2 separate regions of the Homo sapiens genome follow, and region 2 is linked to region 1. A link is a loop called in an ENCODE intact Hi-C map of the cell type or tissue named here. Cell type or tissue: dorsolateral prefrontal cortex. All regions are shown on one strand. Each heading gives the region's core, and the rest is flanking DNA. Links, peaks and the distances in the headings are about the cores only. Region 1 has its middle 66 kb from the start of LINC03074. Region 2 overlaps GATB (glutamyl-tRNA amidotransferase subunit B).

The links. Peaks named below come from ENCODE experiments on the same cell type or tissue, not always from the same donor. Only the 100,000 strongest peaks of a DNase experiment are listed, where the experiment ranks them.
Region 2: it touches region 1 in a loop (5-fold over the local background); 3 of 110 quality-filtered maps call a loop at or near these places.

What each region holds. Positions count from the first base shown.
Region 1 is chr4:152,017,510-152,027,213 of GRCh38, forward strand. No RefSeq gene overlaps it. Among named protein-coding and RNA genes, the nearest start is that of LINC03074, 66 kb to the left of the region's middle. RefSeq lists an enhancer at 6,376-6,875. In dorsolateral prefrontal cortex, for the core only: a CTCF peak has its summit at 4,733; a DNase peak (open chromatin) is centred at 4,722; H3K4me3 peaks cover 1,308 bases; H3K27ac peaks cover 4,637 bases.
Region 2 is chr4:151,712,506-151,722,209 of GRCh38, forward strand. GATB (glutamyl-tRNA amidotransferase subunit B) reads right to left here. Exons shown (of 13, transcript NM_004564.3): 3 at 6,920-7,033; 4 at 4,371-4,569; 5 at 3,504-3,626. Among named protein-coding and RNA genes, the nearest start is that of GATB, 44 kb to the right of the region's middle. In dorsolateral prefrontal cortex, for the core only: a CTCF peak has its summit at 4,934; DNase peaks (open chromatin) are centred at 3,567, 4,986 and 7,022; H3K4me3 peaks cover 2,964 bases; H3K27ac peaks cover 6,758 bases.

The DNA.
Region 1 (9,704 bases), core at 1,105-9,104:
TCTCCTACTGAAGGAGCTGGAGTTCCACATGTGGTATATGCGTTTGCAACAGGCTGCTGGGAATCAGTGATCAGCTTTCTGGTGGTATCTGGTAAATAAGAATGTCTCCAATGTGCAAATTGCAGAAATTGGCTTCTCCCACTCCTCTTTTGCCAGGAAATGAGGAACGCACAGAGGAGGAACACTGAAGACCTGGGGAACATTCATTTTCATGTTACTGTATTACGGTGTTGTGTTTGGTGGGTTCAGGGGAGACAGCAGAGGGGGCCGGACTAGAAGGAATGGGCTGGAGGTTGACTTGGCCGAGTCCCATGGGTCAGAGAAGGCAATTTCAGCCACTAAAGAGCGAAAATGTCACAGGATCTCTATCCACTTCCACATTTATGCAGACTGAAACCCCACATGCCCCAAACTGAATTCATCTTCTTCCCTCCAAAGCCTGTTCTTTTCTGCTGGCCCTTCTGTCTCCCAATTGCTCCAATGAGTGTAAGGAACTAAAGTCATCTTGACTCTCCCTCTTCCTTATCTCATTAATACATCTTACGAGTTTTATAAGATTATAGTATCTCTGGAATCATCTATCCTCCCACCTCCACTTCTCCATCTTAGTCCAAGCACTTGTCCCTTCTGGCCTGGATGACTGCAATGGCCGCATTCTTGTTGTCTCCCAATCCATTCCTCAGCCTGCAGGAAAGTTCACATTTTTTTAAGGCTAAAGATCATATTGTTATCCCTCTTGCTCTAAAGCTCTTGCATGTTTTCCACTGCCCTTTAAGTTTGGGCTCAAGTCTCAAAGTCCTTAACCATGATTTCCTAGGACTTCCTCAGTGCAGTCCTGCCCTTACCCACCCATCCCTGCTCTCCTCCACTGCCTCCCTGCTCCTGGGTGCCTTCAGGCCTTTCACGTGCTCACACTCATCTCAGAGCCTCTGACTATGTGGTTCCCTCTGCCTGATATCAGGGTTCAGAACATGATACCCCAGAGTATGGCTCCTTGGTATGCTGGGTACTTTGAACTGACAGAGATTACAAGGGCCTCGGAAACAAGGTCACTCTGACCTTCTCCTATCCTGCTTTCTCCCTCAAACAAGGCACAGAAACTAGAATTCTTCATCTCAAAGCAAGTCATAAACCTAGGAAGGTCTTTGACCTTCTCCCTTCCCTGCTGAAAGCCCTCCTGTGACAGGTGTCCTGCCCCATACCTTGCGGGGAGGCATGTCTTACAGAGACACAGAAAAGACTCTGGACAAACAGGCCCTGCAGACCTCCACTGCCCCTCAGTTCATTCCCATTAGATCAGACCCTTTTTTGTCCAATCGTATTTCTTCATAACCATGCACTTTTTTCTTCAGACCTTACATAAAAATGTAACTTTCTTTCGGTTTTTGGGTCTTCATTTCTGAAGACTTCATGTCACATAAAACTTTGTTAAGTAAGTTTGTTGTGCTTTCCTTGTGTTACACTCTTTCATTATCAGAATTGTCAGTCATGATTGTATGACTGATGGATGAAGAAAAGGTATGACTTTTTCCCCCCTACCCTGGAACGGCCCTTCTTTGCTCTGTTCTCTTCCATAGCACCAAGCCTGGTGTCATTTATTTACCTATGTTTTTGTGTTTCTCACTTGACTCAGCTCCATGGGGGAAGGCACTATGTCTGTTTTGGTTCCCACTCCATCCCTAGCAGGCAACACAATGCCTAGCACCTATTAGATGCTGTCTCTATAGATATAGATATAGATTATATGTAGATTATACATAGAATATTTATAGAATTAATGAGATTATGGTAAAACTGCTTTGGAATTATAAAGGCTATACAATACCGGTAATTTCTATTTCTGCCTTCCACCTCAGAAAAGGCAGGATAGATATTCTATTATCATTTAAACTTGAGTGGAACTTATTTATATCTGTGTGTTGAGGCTTCCAGGTATTTGCATCTTAAACTTTTTATTTATACCTGCAGAATGAAGGGATTTGTGCCTCTTTAAAGGAATTTCAGGCAATAGCCAGCAGGTGGGTTCATTAAGGAAGGAACAGAACACTTTCATAACTATTTTATTTCTTTTTTTACAGTTTGGAAACTGAAAAACGAAGAGACAAGCAGCTGTGGGCAAAGGAAGTAGGTGGGGTGGTAGGCACGGGCTTTGGATAAGTTGCCTAGCCCCCTTAGGAGTGCTCTCCTCACCTCCATTCCCACCTGCAGGGGAGGAGGAGCTGCCAGCCTGCTGGGAAGGCTGCTTGGTGGAGTAGGAGGGGCCAGGGCTACTGGCAGACATCCTGAGTTCAAACCCGCTATTGACCCTGGGATTTTGAGTAGTCACTAATTTCTGCCTCAGTTTCCTTATTCGTAAAACAAAGCTGTAATCCCTGATCTCACAGGATTATTGTGAAGATTAAAGAGATAATGTATCAGAAAACTCTTGGCCAGATGCAGTGACTCATCCCCATAATCCCAGCACTTTGAGAGGCTGAGGTAGGCAGATAGCTTGATCCCAGGAGTTCCTGACCAGCCTGGGCAACATGGTGAAACCCTGTCTCTACAAAAAATACAAAAATTAGCCAGTCACGGTGACACGCATCTGTAGTCCCAGCTACTCAGGAGGCTGAGGTGGGAGTACCACCTGAGCCTGGGAGGTCGAGGCTGCAATAAGATTGTGGCACTGCATTCCAGCCTGGGTGACAGAGTAGGATTCTGTCTAAAAAAAAGAGAGACAGAGAGAGAGAGGGAAGAAAGGAAAGGAAAAAGGAAAGGAAAGGAAAGGAAAGGAAAGGAAAGGAAAGGAAAGGAAAGGAAAGGAAAGGAAAGGAAAGCCTTCATAAACTGCAAATATAAATTAAAGGTGGTATGATTACGCCACTAAACCAATCTTCCCAAATACAAAAATTAAGTCTGACTTTCCTTCACCATGCCCTGCCCCCACCACTGTAACTCCATGGACATGATCGTGTGTCAAGACCAACACTGAGTATCTGCATTTCTCCCAGTTCCAGTGGTCTGTAAACTCATAGGACGGGTCTTAGCCATTTGATGTCCCTAGTAACCTGTAGTGTCAGATGCTCAATATGCCTTGAATAAACATTGAGTGAATAAATGTAAGGTGGGAAGCATGGAGGAGGTCAGTCTGAAGGAAAAGGTGAAAAGGTAAGAGTGGGCTAGATCTCTAGAAAATTTTACATGCTCTTGGAAATCAGGAAGAACAATTAGAGGCACTGGATTAACTGGAGTGCACCTCCTTAAGTCTTTTGGCTCAAATGTCAACAACCAGAATTCACTTGGAGTAGAGTGAGCTTCAGGGATGCTTAATTTAGCAAGGCTGAATTCAGCTTTGGTGGTCTTTCCTTAGTGGCAGGGAAGGGGTGCCCTGCTGAGCTGCAGGGAGCAGTGATATATTAGGAATATCTAGATTTGGGAACCTTTCAAAAGATGCATGTCCTTGTCTTACACCCAAACAAAGCTGATAGAGCCAAAATTCAAAGAAACAGTTCTTCCTAGTCCCTGAAAAAAAGTGAAACATCTATCCATCTATTAAAAATTTGCTAGGTCCCTGCTGTGTGCTGTACTAGGTGCTGGAGTGCCATAAAAGGAATCACACTCGAGGCTGATCACAAGACTTCTTTTCCACTTGGAAGAAGCTCATGGGAGCCAGCACTGATGCAGGTCCAGGCCTGGGGAAAGCATATGCCCCCAAGACCCATCAAGCTTGTCCCTGCCATCTCTCTCCATCATTCTAGCTTCGCCCTAGCTTGTGGGTACCACGGGTACCTATTTCCAGGAACCCAGGGAATTCCTTTTGACCTTGCTGGGAAACTGCAAATCACCCAACAGGAGCTTAGCTGTGCAGCCAACATTTGGAACTACTCAATAGCTTTCTGGAGTCAACAAATAAGGAAATAATTTCTTTAGGATAAAAAAATGTTTTGTTTTAGTAAAGGGTAATGGCACTCCATTGCGAATGGAAACTGTTCTCCCCTTGGTTTAAGTGGAGCCCATTTGTCAGCACTGCTTGAGGCCTGCGAAGTGACCATCTAGGTATTTTTCTCAAGTGAAGAATGATCTGAGGACATCTTCGCCACTGGGTCCCTCTTACTCATGTGACTTCCAAGTTTTCTGGTGGTAAAGTTGGAGGCAGAGAGAGCATGCCCCTGAATTGGACAGTAGAGTGTCCTTCAGCTGATAGAAGATCACTTCAGGGCAGGTGGAGCAGCCACAGAAGAAAATGGTAATTACTCAACTGCTCGTGCACCTCATTTTGAATCTATCCTGCTCTTCAGCTCTTTCTGCACATAAAGGAAGAGGCTCCTTGTCATTTGAAAAGATTGCACCAAAGTGGCAGTGTTGACAGAGCCTTCCCTGTCAAAGCCACTTTCTCAATACATTTAATTAGCAAGGGCTTCCAAGGGCCCCCTGCCAGCCCAACACAGGCCTGGATGACACCTGAGTGAGGTTGCCACAGTCCCAGCCAAACCCCTTCAAGCTCCATTTTTAGATGTACTACAACCAGCTAGCTTTCAGCAAGTTCCCCTCCCGCCCCTTTGCCCAATGCTGGTCAGCTGGGCAGCTTGACTGTGAAGCCTTTCTTTCCAGGCCATGGGGAAAGAACCAAAGGAAGCTGCTTTCTCTCATGCATACAGTATTTTTGAACAAAGAGGCCTGTATGCATTGCAACAACAGCGTCTCTAGATCCTGAGCGTGGGCCCCGCTTGGCAGAGGGTCAGCAGCATGGTGGAGGGCATGCATTGGAATACAGATTGCCACCAAGCCTTTGGGGCCATGCCCATCATGTGGCTGGGCCTGGCTCTGGCAGCCCGACATTCAGCTGCCAACAGCTTGCAGGCCTGTTTGCTGCATGGCCAGCATCCTGTTTGGTGATTTGATGAGAGTCCCAGGCTCTCTTTGCATATCAGAACACTGGTCTCCGTGCACCTCGCGTGGGATGACTGTATCTGGACAACTGAGATGTTCCTTGCCATTGATTAAATGCTTAGCAAGCTCAGAAAATACAGCTGGAAACTCCTTGGAGCCCTCCGCCTACTGCTCTTCATCCACAGCCTCTCCCTGCAAAGCGGGGCTTTATTATTCTTGGAGAGAGGCAGCTATCTGTTACAGGGTACTGTCTTGCAATAGGGCTGAAATACTTCAGATTTGGATAAAGATAAGAAATATTGAATGGCCCCTCCCTTTATTTTCTAAACAGTTACCACCCCTACAATCATAACTAGTGATGTCACTGTGGGACCAGTGTAGCTGAAATGCATACTTGCCCTTTTAACTCAGCTTTAATGCTTTTGTACAAGCTATTTGCAAAGTTACATACTCTTTAGTGTGAAAATTGGCTGTTTACTTGTATCTCACACACAGCAAAATCGAAAGCAGGACAAGTGTGTTGCTTTTCTACGACATCCGTGCATCCTTCATGCTCTCTCGGTGCTCATATCCAGTGACCTCTCCCTCTTCTCCCCATTCATCAGGCTCTGCCTGCCCTCTCTCTCTTTATTCTGGACTCAGTGGCTCATCCAGTCTCACCAGACACTCACAAAGCAAAATTCCAACCTGTCAACCTTTGTCTTGCTCCGTCTCTGAGACTGAGTACTCCCGGGGAAATGGACTCTACTGCATAGGCCAGGCCACTACAAGTTCATGGCCCCTGACCTCTGCTGGGCTTCAGGGCTGCCCATCTCCCCAGCTGTCCTGGAAGAGCTTCCTCTCCTCTGCCCCTAGGTGACCATTCCAAGCATTCTAGCACTCTCCCCAAAGCTCCTACTCAACCTTCTGTCTCATACTTAGCACATAAACCTGTCTCCAACATCAAGGCCATCAGGCCCAATGTCCCTCAACTTTCTACCTCCTTCCTACAAACACCTCTGCACCTACCCCATCCTCACCTTCAGTCTCTGAGGTGTGTTCCTCTTTCTTTCGTGTCCTTTGCTCTATCCTTTGATGTCTACTCCAGACTTTGATAGTCATTTTTTAAAATTGCTTTAATCTCCCTTGACTATACTTGAGTTTTGTGCCCCGTATCTCCCTTTCGCTGTTGCTCAGCTTCCCTCCTCCCATTCTCTTCCAAACTTCCTGCTGCCTACACGTCCGTTCGCCCTTCAGCTCTCTGGAATCTGGCTTCTGTTCCCACCCACCATACTCCTAAAACTGCTGTCACTGAGGTGACCGCCAACTTCCCTGATAACAAATTGAATAGACTCGTTTCAATCCTTTCCTGACTAAGACTTTCTGTGGCATTTGAAAACATGGTTTTCCTTCTTTGAAGCTTCCTGAGCCCTGAACTTCCATATGCTATGTTCTCGATTCTGCACTGCCTGTCTGCAGGGGCCCGTCTTCCCGGCCCGCGCCTGCTGCGTGCCTATTGGTGTTCCCCAGGATTCTCTTCTAACTCACTGTTCCTCTTGTGCTGCCACACACACTCCCTGGAGAAGCTCATCCTCTCTCGTGGGACATGCAAATTACTCTCAAATCCCTGTCTCCAATGGAACTCTTTGCCCTAGCTTTTCCCATAGGCAACACAAAGCCAGCACTCCCAAAATGGCAGTGGGAGCACAGTCATTTTCCTGTTAAACTGCCCACTCTCCCCACCTTGCTAAACGGCACTGTGGCCCCCTGCAGGGGTGGGGGTGCTGCTACCGCACTACCCGCTCGCTACACGCATCCACTCAATTGCCATGTCCTCCCAAATCTCTCTCCTAAGTATCTCCTAAAGGTCTCCCTCTCTCCCTGTTATCTTACCTCCATCCACAGCTGCCTGGATGTTTGCCTTGTTTGCAGGCCTTACCATCTTCTTCCTAGCTGCTGGAGTGACCCCTCTGAACAATGAAACTGGTCTTGCCAAGTCCCTGCTTCAAACCTTTTCATCGTCCCTCTACCACCTCCTTAAGTCTGGACTCTATGCAGATCGTGGGAGGTCTTCTGGGGCCAGAGCTGCTGCTCCTTCTCCGCAGCCTTGTGCTTTCTGCACCTGCAGTGCCAAATCACCGGTGCTGGCTCTGGTTTTCCCCTCAGCGCAAAGTGGCTTGTCCTCCTCCTCCCTGCCCACTCATCTCTTCACTTGGTGGAACCTTATTCATCCTTAACACCAGGTAAGTTGTACCCTCTTCATCACTCCTCCCTGACCATCTTGTAAATGCTCCTATAATGCCCTGAGCCTATCCCCTATGTTATGGATTGAATTCTGTTTCCAAAATTAGTGTATTGAAGTCCTAACCTCAGAACCTCAGACTGACCTTATTTGGAAATAGAATCATTGCAGATGCAATTAGTTAAGATGAGGTCCTATTGCAGTAGAGTGGGCCCTAATCCAATATGACTAGTGTTCTTATAAAAAGGAGAAATTAGGACACAGACCCACACAGACCTACAAAAGCACCATGGGAAGATAAAGCCAGAGGAGGGATAATGCTTCCACAAGCCAAGGAACACCAGAGATGACCCACAAACCTCCAGAAGTTGTGGGGGGCCTGGAACAGAGCCTTCCCTGGCAGCTCTTAAAAGGAAGCTCTGGCCTCCAGAAATGGGAGACAATACACTTCTATTGTGAAGCCACCAGCATGTGGTACTCTGTGACAGCAGCCCTAGGAAACAGACACACCCATCATTGTGGTTTGTGTTTTATTGTAATGACCTGCCTGTCCATGTTCACCACTCCCCAGTGTGAACTTCCTAAAGGCAGAAAAGGTGTCTTATTTATCCTTGTAGCTCTAGTGCCCAAAATAATGTGCAAAGCATGAAAAAACTCAATAAGTGTTTGATGAATGAATTAATGAAAGCACAACATCCCCAGAAAGTCAGACAAACCACAGACTAAGAAGTGTAACTGATTTGCTGTACCTCAGCACCCTACTTTCTTTGTTGAATCTGTCCATATCTTCCTGTCCTTTATGGGTGAGTGTGCTGGTTATTCTCCGCTTGTCCTTCCAGAGGAATTTTCTGCTTATTTTCTGGCTATGGCTATTGTCTTCTGGGAAGCCATTTTGTAAGGTTCCAAATCTTGGTAGGTTCTGGTCACCCTGCTCTGTCCCTTTGTCCCTTCAGGCCTAAGGATGGCTAGGACACCTCACTGTTGCTAGTCCCAGGGGCTTCACTCCTTGGTGTCCTCTTATTTCTGCCCACTCCTCTGCAAACAGTTTCTTCATTCAATGCTGGTGAGCCATCTGTTTCCTGCTGGGACCCTGAGGAATACAGTTGGTAGGCAGGTGGGTGGGGACAGAGGTTCAAAAATAATCACATTTTAAAAAATGATCTTCTAAATCCCATTGCTTAATTCTCTTCCACTTCTGTTTTTAAAGCACCACATACCTAGCATTTTTACATAAAGCCTGCTATTTGACCTATGCATTTGCTATGCATTTGACTAAACATAGAAAATGTTTCATTTAATTTGACATTTTGTTGAACACCTGTGATGGGCCAGGCACAGTGATGGGGATTGAGGATCCAAAGAGGAAAAGATCCCATGTCTGCTAAAAAAGACTCAGAATCCAGTAGGGAGACAGACACGCCACCAACAGAGCACAGGGTTTATGGGAGCAGTGTGGAGGATGCTGTGCCGGCCTTGGGGTGGGTCCCACAGATGAACACTGAAATGTGGTTTATCTCCTCCCCAATCTAGACATCTTGGAGCTACACTGGTCCTTCTACTTTTATTGTTTTTCACAGATCATCTTCACATTTTTTCATCAAAGAGATGGCCTTCTGTCAACCAAATGCTCATAGAATGCTCATTTAAGATGTTTTTGGGTCAAACTTTCACCTTATATTTTCTCTTTTCCCAACATGATAGGTCTCTTATGTTGGAGAAGACTTTATATGATCACTTGGACCAGTAATTGCCAATTCTGGATGGTCACCAGAGGGTTCTTTAAAAACAGTAAGTCCTGAGCCTTGTTACCATTCTACCGAATCAAACCCCGGGGGGAGGGGGGAGCTGGGGAGAAGGAGATCTAGGGGGTCAGGGTTTTTTTCAAGACCCTGTGATGATTCTGATGTTCAGTCTGGCTGGGAACCATTGGTCTGGGTTAGCTCCTTTTTACAGCAATTATAATTTAGGACAGGGTTTTTTTTTTCCTAAGAGTGGTTCCTTGGCACCTGAGTGTGTCATACTGGCATAAGGATAGATATATAGATAAGTAGAATAGAAGTGAGAGTCCAGAAATCAGCCTTGATATTTACAGTGAATTGATTTTCTACAAGGGAGTCAGGACTATCTAAAGTGATCATTCTTTTCAACAAGTGGTGCTAGAATAATAGGTTGTTCACATGCAAAAGAATGAAGTTGGACCCCCCCACCTCACACCATATAGAAAAATTAACTCAAAATGGATCAGTAACCTAAATGTAAGAGCTAAAACTATAAAACTCTTAGGAAAAAACACAGACATAAATCTTCATGTCTTTGAATTAGGCAATGGTTTCTTAGATATAATATGAAGTGCTCAAGAAACAAAAGAGAAATAGATAAATTGGACTTCATCAAAATTAAAAGCTCATGTCCATCAAAAGACACTATCAAGAGAGTTAAAAGATAACTCACAGAATGAGATAAAATATTTGCAAATAATATATCTGGTATGAGATTAACATCCAGAACATATAAAGAGCACCTAAAACTCAGTAACAACAAAAAACACACAACCCAATAAAAAAAATGGGCAAAGCACTTGAATAAACGTTTCTCCAAAGAACATATACAAATG
Region 2 (9,704 bases), core at 829-8,828, 310 kb before region 1:
TAAAACACACTCACACAACAGAAATATAACATCAAGATGGAAAACTGTTTCTGCAAACAGCAGGGGCCCAAAGATGCAGTGGGTAAGGTTTGTTAAGCTATCTCGTTCTGATCACTGAAAATAACAAGGTTTGACCAAAAAAAAAGCGAACAAATTTTACTGAACGTATTTTACAAAGCTCACTCATCTAGATGAGTGGTAATTCCATAAAAGTATTACTACTTATTACTGTTAATAAGAGCACCGAACATGTATCCAGCACAGGCTGTTTTCGAGGCCCTGTCCTAAGTTTTCTAGACATTAGTACATTCATTAGTACATTTCTTGACATTAGTACATTCATTGTAATATAGCTTTAGTCAGAAGTCCCCAACCCGGGGGCCATGGACAGGTACTGGTCTGTGGCCTGTTAGGAACCAGATGGCACAGCAGGAGGTGAGTGATGGGCAAGAGAGACAAGCTTCATCTGTATTTACAGCTGCTCCTTATCCCTTGCATTACCATCTGAGCTCCGCCTCCTGTCAGATCAGCCATGGCATTAGATTCTCATAGGAGCACGAACCCTATTGTGAACTGTGCATGAGAGGAATCTAGGCTTTGTGCTCCTTATAAGAATCTACCATCTAATAATCTGTCACTGTCTCCCATCACCCCCAGATGGGACCATCTAGTTGCAGGAAAACCAGCTGAGGGCTCCCAGTGATTCTACATTACAGTGAGTTGTATAATTATTTCACTATATATTACAATGTAATAATAGAAATAAAGCAGACGATCAATGTAATGCACTTGAATCATCCTGAAACCACCCCGCCTTCGGCCCCCCAAGTCCACAGAAAAATTGTCTTCCACGAAACCGGTCCCCGGAGCTAAAATGGTTGGGAACTCTTGGTTTTGGTGACAAAGCCACTGAGCTATTCCCAAGGCCTTTCAAACTTAACCTGCCCAAACTGGAATTCTATGTTTTCTCCCACAAAGTCATTCCTCTCAGCCAGCTGCTGCAACTCCATCAGCTCTATCAGATGGCCTTGATGATTTCCTTTCCTCTTTGGTTTCTTCTTTTCCCCTTCTGTACAAAATTATTTGGGAACATGTTTTTTAAGTGTGGAAAGTGAGGCTCAGATAAATCAAAGCCTGGGAACCTACAGCTAGAAGTTGCAGGACAGGATTCCAAGCCAGATCCAGGACCTGGCAGCCCTTGGCACCCCACCTTGCTATCCTGCCTCTCTTAAGTCAGCATCTGTGATGGTCATGACACTGCCATGGCTGCCACTAGGGAAGTGGTACGAAGCTGTGCTTACAGAAAGGGCTCTTGGACCCAGACACACCTGGGCTCAAGTCCCAGCTCTGTCACTTCTTGTAAGCCTTAGGCAAATAACTCCCACCTCTCTAAGCCTCAGTTTCCTCACCTGCAACAGGCAAACACTACCACCTACTTCTCAGCAATGTCATAAAATGTAAATGAGATGTCAAATTAATTTTAAAATGCCTAGTGAACTGAGGAGCATATATTAAATGTTCCAACTGATAGATATTATTATCGTTGAAACACTTAGCATGTCTACTTCTGTACACATTCAACTTACCAAACTATTAATACTTTGGGCATCTCCACAACAGGGGCAAAAGGCTGTCCACTGAGAATGAAATGACTTGGAACCTGGGCTAAGCTGGTCTATGCTCATCAGCAAAACTATCAGGAACTCACAGAACCACAGCCCAGAAGCAATTAGGCTTCATTCCACAGCACCCTGGGTGTCCACTAGTCTTCAGTGTCACCTCTTCAGGGTGGCCCTCAGCTCCTAAGCTGCAGGCTCCAAGGCCAACACAGTGGTCCTAAAGGGGTGGGAGGAGGGACAGAAGGATGAGCAAAGGAGAGGGGGCTGATAAAATGCTCACAGCACCAAAGGAGCTGGCTCCCTGCAGACTCCAGGCAGACCTCAGCTCCCACGGAACTTTAGAACAACCAAAGCTACTCGGCTGCTGTGTTAAAAGCTGTTGGATTTGTATTTAAAAGAAACAAAAAGTGTCACAACAAGTGAGATTTAATGAACACTCTCAGCTGTCACTGACTGATGAGTTCTTGCCACTATCGTTTATCTCTTGGCAAGGACCCAGATGGGACTATTTCTCAGTTAACAGGTGACCTATTTATGATCCCATAGGGTTGGTAGGAATCACAGTTATTTTGAAGAAGAATGGGATAATAAAAACTTTCTTAAAGCAATCAACACTTGGAGCATAAATGGATAACCATCCAACTTGCCCACATTTCATTTATGTTCTGTGGATTAAAAAAAAACTGGCATGAGTGATAAATCTAAAATTGAGAATTCTCTTACTCTAAAAGAGAGTGTTGTCTCTGTAAAGAAACTTGTAGGCAGCTAACCTTTATGCCACTCAAACTCATGTGGCTGTGTTTTTCCAGTCTTTAAGTAAAATAGCAAATAAGCAAGTTCTGTCCTCAGATTCAACATGTACCAGGGCTCTGATGTTATAATTTGTTGCTTATTACACATCCTATGTGACAAATGTGGCATTACAAATCCAGAAGTCCCCCTGTAACATGCAAATACATTATGTGACATGCTAAGCTTGGTAAACAGTATTATCAACCAGCATGGAGATGAACATCATCATCAACGGGATTTCCTGGGCACCTGCTGTGACCATTGTACAGTGCTATGGAAAAGTACAATTGTAGATTCAGAACCTATATTTTGTCTCCTCTCCATCAGGGTGTGCTCTGAGGGTGGAAGAAGTTTTCAAAAAGTCCCTAGGAACAGAGAACAGGAGAAAATGATAGCAGAGGCTACCCTTTACGGACTTATGGGAGAGCAAAGCAGTACCAGACCAGGGCAAAGGATACCTAGAGCCATGAGGAAATTGAGTGTGACCAAAACCTATGATCTTTATATGTAATTTACAAATGCTTATAATGTGTGGTCTGGTCCCAAGGGTGCAGGTGTTTCTTTTATTTGTTTTAGTTTCCCACTGTATTTCCACTGAACTTAATTAAGATTTTATCTCAGGGTAAAGTTTTCATAATCTTGGCTTATAGTCAATATAATTTGGCTTCCGCTGTATATGGATGAAAAATCTACAAAAGGAAAGAAACAGACCCAAAGGAAAAGAGGCAACTAATTATGAAGTGCTATCTATACGGTACTCACTAACTAAGAACTGTTCTTGATAAACAGTGTCTTCTTCCTGAGAAAGACTGAACTGTTCAAAGCCATTATTTCATTAAGGGTTTGGTGTCTCTGCAATGTTGTTGGTCGTATATTTATATTTGGTTGGGGGCTCATCAAAGAATCCAAGGAAAATTCTAAACAAACAAACAAACAAACAACAACAACAAAAAAACAGGGTTGCAAAAGGCTGGGGAAAAAATGGCTGCAAACAACCTCAATATAATAGACAGAAAATAAAACTAAAGTCAGAGAGGTTCTAGAAGGCAGGAAGGGAGAGGGAAAGAAGAATACTGCTTCTGTGGCTTCTACCTGCCATGTTCGCCTGGCTGGTCCCCAGGGCTTGAAGGATCAGCTGCAGCTCCCTGACAGCTGTTGCCGCCTCTTCTCCACAGGACATGTCGGGCTCCAGGACCACCTCCAGAAGGCCCACTCCTACCAAAGAGGGGCAGAGTCAGCCTCACTGCAGCTCTCCAATTTCACCAACAGAAAAATTAGGCCTAAGTTTCAGGAAAACCCTGCCTTACTGAAGGACTCTCAGAGTGGTTCTAGCCTCTCAATCATTTCTCTTCCCTCCCACCTTTTTTTTTTTTTTTTTTTTAAAGAGGCGTCATCTTGCTCTGCTGCCCAGGCTGGAATGCAGTGGCATGATCATAGCTCACTGCAGCCCTGAACTTTTGAGCTCAAGTGATCCTCCCACCTCAGCCTCCTGAATAGCTGGGGATACAGGTGTATGGCACCACACCTAGGTGTTAATTTTTTGGCAAGTAGGTCTCGCTATGTTGCCCAGCCTGATCTCAAACTCTGCGTACAGTGATCCTCCCACAGCCTCCTGAGTCACTAGCATTACACGTGTAGGCACCTAGGCTCCACGTTTTGATTTTTAAATGTTTCACTTCTTTTAATGACTGCTTAAAATATCCAGCTGCTGGGTCTGTGACTAGGTGGATAGGTTTGTCTAACTTCAGGGTGAGTTATTAGCAAGCCTAATAATTACAGTTCAAGCCATGTTCGCTAGTCAGCTATGCCAATCCCAATGCTGATATTTTAGTCTCCATCTATCAGGCTCCTGTGACTGCTTTCTCAATTTGTTCAAGAAAACTCTAGCGGTGAAAAGAGGGCCCTGCTATCCAAGAACTGAAGTAGGAAGGAGAAATAATGAAAACACTCCAAGCCTACCTGCCCTGTTCAAATCAATGAGCGTCTGAGACCTCAGGTTGTCGTGGAGGCTTTTGCCACTGTCTTGCTCCAACTGGATCTGCTTGATCCTCACCGTCTTGGGGATCACCTGACTCTGCTTCTTCCCTGCACAGACGCCATATATCAAGCTCCCATTCACAGCAATTGGGAGCCTCTGCTGGGTAATTTGGTAGCCTGCCTGCACACAAACATAGGGTAAACATAGTCACTGGTCCACACATAAAAGCTGGGATCCAGTTTACTATCCCTTTTACAATGTCACACAACGACAGGCCTACTTAAAGCAAAAACAACAAGAAAAAAAGGAAAAGGAGAAAAAAATTAGTTGCTGCATTGCAGCCATCATTGAGCCTGGTCTCTTCTGCCCCTGCCATCACCCCTTCACCCTCCCCAAATCCTCCACCCCTGATAACGATGCAATAAACAACACGAATTCATCCCATTGCCCTCATTAAAGTGCTGTATTGGGGAATAACAATAATGTCATTGTCAGGGACCCCTAAGAAAAGAATTTATTGTTTCCATCCAGCTCATTAGCCTAAACTCTGCATCTCATTACCAGGCTCCTGGCAGACCCTCCTTATTTGGAATGCTGGCTAAGCATTTTGCCATCTACTCTCCACACGGCCAACAGCAGTTGCTAGTGTGTGTTTAAGCTTGTTTTGTTTCTGCTTTTTAAAGGAATCAATCATGGCAGCTGCCCTCCCTGACCCAACCTCCCTAGCTCCTCCAGTCAGAAAATGCTGTGACACTCCCCCTCCATTAATGGAAGGCACATGGTACTAAAGCACTGATGGATCCTGCAAGGATCCCTCACCTGCTTCTAAGTGGAAAGGAAGAATTACTTGCAAACGCACAGAGGCACCAATACGCACTAAAGAGACAGCAGGTCAATGAGGAGAATTGGAGAAGAACAGAGAATAAAAGCAAAGGCATCTGTGGCACTTCCTAGGTCCCAGGTGCTGCTCTCACTGTGTTCCCTCAGTTAATTCCACAACAACCCTAGGAAGGAGGAACAAGGCGTGGAGGGATTAAGACCTTGCCCACAGCCACATACAGAGCTAGTGAGCATCAATGTCAATGTCTGAATTCAGATGGTCAGGCTCCAAAATCCGTGTCTTTCACCACTTGGCAGGCCCCCAGTTTAAGAACTTTAACTGCATCAGAAATACTACTGTGCTTGTCAAAAGACAGACTGCTTGGCCCGACCTCAAAGGTTTCCGATTCAGTAGGTCGAGGGTGGGGCCTGAAGATTTATATTTCTTACCAGTTCCCAGGAGATGATGATGTCAGTGCCCTGGGGACCACACTTTGAGAATCCTGCAAAAGGCTAACCCGTTTTCTATGCTGAGACGGGAAGTCTCAATTTGTAAAACTAAGCTCTGGGTAGGGTTGTTGGATAAAATATAGGACACCCAGTTAAATCTGAATTTCAGAAAAAACAACAAATGCTTTATTATATGAGTATGTCCCATGAAACTCTGGATTATTTGAACTATCTGGGCCAGAAAGACCAGAAAGCCACAGATGACCAAAACATCTCATTTTAGTCATATTATTACTAAATCTCCCACCTCAACCAAACTGTCTGTCACTCTTAAAAGATAAAGAAAGGCGGTTTAATTCTTTCCGCCCTACCAAACAGTAGACTTGCTGAGAGGCTGGAGGCCAGAGGGGAAAAGCAGCAGCCACTGGAGAACGCAGGTCTTACTTGTATTTTTTATTTAATTCTACTCGTGCCCTCACCCACTAAAAAACAGCTCGCCCCAATCTTCAGTTCAAGGAGAAAGAGGTGAAGCAACATCATCACTGTTGTTTTTCTGAATCAGACCAAACAAAACATTATTTTGGGAAACCCATTCAACATTTCAGTTTTGTTCCTGTTCAATAGTATGAAAAATTGGCTCTCACTCACATGGTGTGGCTTAAAGAAAAAAACCTTTTAATTTTCAGAAAAAAGCGGGTCAATATGGAGTTTACTGCTCAGCCAAGTAACTGGACCAACAGTTTACTGTTCTTGGTCCAGATTTCTGGTTCATGTTTCCGCTTACTATTGTCCACTTACTTGCTCCTTGTGAGATGACAGAAATGTCTCCAAAGGAGACAGCCCTATTATTGGGAACTTCAACTTAAAAGCGATTCGCTCTCGCTCTGCTGACAGAACTACAGTATGCATTTACTGTTGCATCAGCCAGAGCCTTAGCTTTTGTACTAACAGGCAATTAGCACCAAATACCACGGCCAGGCTGAGCCTGCAAACACTGGCTTCTACTCCCTGTGCAATTATGAGCGAGCCACCAGAAGCATGAGGTAAGCAAGAAGTCAGCAATCAGGACAACTGCATCCGATCTAGTAACCATCAGGGGCACCTGCCTGCATCAGGGCTGGGCCGAACTTCCTGCTGGGATGGACACAGTGCTGGCTGAAAACATGAGAGGCACAGCCCCTTTCCCTTGCTCCGACCCCCCACAGCAGGGCTGGCCCAGCTCTGAGAACTTGCAGTGGGGTGGATCACAAAGTGTACTTACAGGGAGGTCTGCATAGAAGTAGTGCTTCCTGTCAAACAAGGACTTCTTGTTTATGTGGCAGTTCAGAGCCAGGCCTGTCATCACCGCCGCTTCTACACACCTCCTGTTGAGAACCTATGGGAACACAACACACAGTTCCTCTCAGAACCGCAGGCTGAACAAATGCTTCTCCCACACACTGACATCCTCGCTGAATATGCAACTTGGCCCTTCAACAGGCATTATCTCTGGTTCTCTGGGTGGGCAGCTCCAGTTCACAAGCCGAGTCTGTTTGCCTGGGAATCAGGGAAGGATATAAAGAAGAAAATGTATGCAGCAGTGGGTCCCACCGGGCACTTAAGGAACTGCCACATCGGGAACCCTTTCCCCCAGTGCCCGGCATCAAAGCTAACAGGAAGAGTCGCAGAAAAGCTTAGCGGAGTGGTTACTACATAGAATAAATCTAATCTCACTCCCTCTACAAACAGAATAAGGGGCCGGTCAGAATACACAAGAGGCACTGATTGCTGAGAGGAGTCCTGAGGAAGGGTGGCTTCACTTTGACAGAAAAAGAATGAACTTCTGAAAACGACAGGGCCGTAGCCATTTTCTCAAGGGCTAGGAAATGTGGCACAGCTGTTGCCTGGCTTTCTGTCCATGCCAGGCCAACTCCCTAAAAGTGGAACGCCAACGGAGGGCCTGTCCCACACACTGGACGACTCCGTGCTGCTGGTCTCTCTGGGGGCACCTGGTGCTCCAGTTCCCTCTGGGTGCCACCCTGTCCCACTTACAGGAGTGAATGACCAAGAAATGGCTGGCACACTTCCCAGCACCAAAGAATGTCAAAGCTTTTAAGAACACTGGGGGTCTGGAACTAGACAACGAGATAATGTAGCCAAGGAGAAGGAGCATTAAGTTCTCGAGTCAGGTTCAAATCCCACTTCTGCTGTGACTAGGAGTCTCAGTTTCCTTGTGTCTAAAAGTGGGATTTAAGATCTACTTTGCAGAACAGATAAAGTGATAGCTGGAACACCTCCCCTAAGGTAGAGATTCAATAAATAGTTCATTTCCCTACTCTACTTTGGGACAATTTTGGAGGATGTCATGTTTGCAGATGAAATATATTTCTATTTTTGTTAGGATATTTATGATGTTCTTTAGTATATTTAATATACTATTATTGATATAGATAGGGCCTTCTAGTTGAGCATTTCCACATCCACCATTTTATTTCAGCCTCACAGCAACGCTGTAAAATAAGGAATCTGCATTATTCCAATATTTCAGATTAAAAAAACAAAACTAAGACCCAAAGAGTCTAAAACATTTGCCCAAATTCACAGAACTGGCAAGTGGTAAAGCTGCCTGTAAAGCCCACACATGCCGTGGCTGAGAGGCGGCAAACAGAACTTCTGTGGTTCAGGGACTGGCTCTTTAGGCTGGGATGACGAGTGTAGACCAAACACAGATTTTAAAAACAAATTTCTACAACAAAATGGAAGGGGCATTTCTATTTACTGCAATATACGGTCCCCAAAGAAAACCCAAACAAGGGCCAGGCGTGGTGGCTCATGCCTGTAATCCCAGCACTTTGGGAAGCCAAGGCGGGTATATCACGAGGTCAGGAGATCGAGACCATCCTGGCTAACACAGTGAAACCCCGTCTCTACTAAAAATACAAAAAATTAGCTAGGTGTGATGGCAGGCACCTGTAGTCCCAGTTACTTGGGAGGCTGAGGCAGGAGAATCACTTGAACCCGGGAGGTGGAGGTTGCAGTGAGCCGAGATCTCGCCACTGCACTCCAGCCTGGGCGACAGAGCGAGACTCCATCTCAAAAAAAAGGAAAAAGAAAAGAAAAAAAGAAAACCTAAACAAATCTCCCGCCTAGTGACAACATCACACCCTTATTTTTCAGGACTCAGGTTATAAGATGGAGCCATTTCACAGTTTCTATTTGGAGTTCTTCATTCTGTGCCTAATAATGTCAGCTCTGCAGCAATAAAGGTTTTCAAGAAAAGATGTGTGGGGAACAGGAGGCTCTAATTATTGATGTTTTCACTTGCCTAATGTCTGGCATTTTACTGAGCGGTTGTTACTGAGATACAAACATAGCTGGTGGAGAATCCCGCCAAATCCAAGCCTGATGATTCGGGTCCAGGCACACAGAACATGAAGCTGCAGTCCCGACCCTGGGCTTTGCTCTTCCTGGGGTCAGAATGCAGTCAGCCAGGGCTGGCTCGTAAACTGCCTGACTCCTGGTCTGCACCAGTTCTGCCTCATCATTCCCTCTGCTTTCCTAACCACTGCTTTCGCTCTCATTTCAAGCTTCTTTGCCCCTGGGACCAAGCTGCTTCCTCCTGCTAGGCATGAAGAGAACCCAGGTTATTTTGTTTGTTTATTTTCAAGCACGCACCATAGCCTCCCTGTGGGAGAAGAGTTGAGGACCATCACAGACTCTCACTGTGTCCGTGTGCACACAAGCGCACGGGCACTTCATAAACCACCACTTTCCAGAGAAGAAGGCAGTAAAACACACAAACATTACAGTGATACTGAGAATATGCTTTAATCTTTTTTTGATGATTTAGAAGCCATGAAGTACTTCAAGGTCAGAATTATAAGCATCAGTCATCACACGTTACAGATGCACAGAGGGCCCAGTAAACAGAGAGTGTCAGTTAGAAGAATGCCAAGAAAAAAAGGAATTTCCTAGGATCTTAGTCAAGCTGCTTGTGACAGATGGAAGTCCAGGTCAGCATGTTCTGAGGATAGGATACAGAATGGGAAAATTCAACTTGGGCTGTC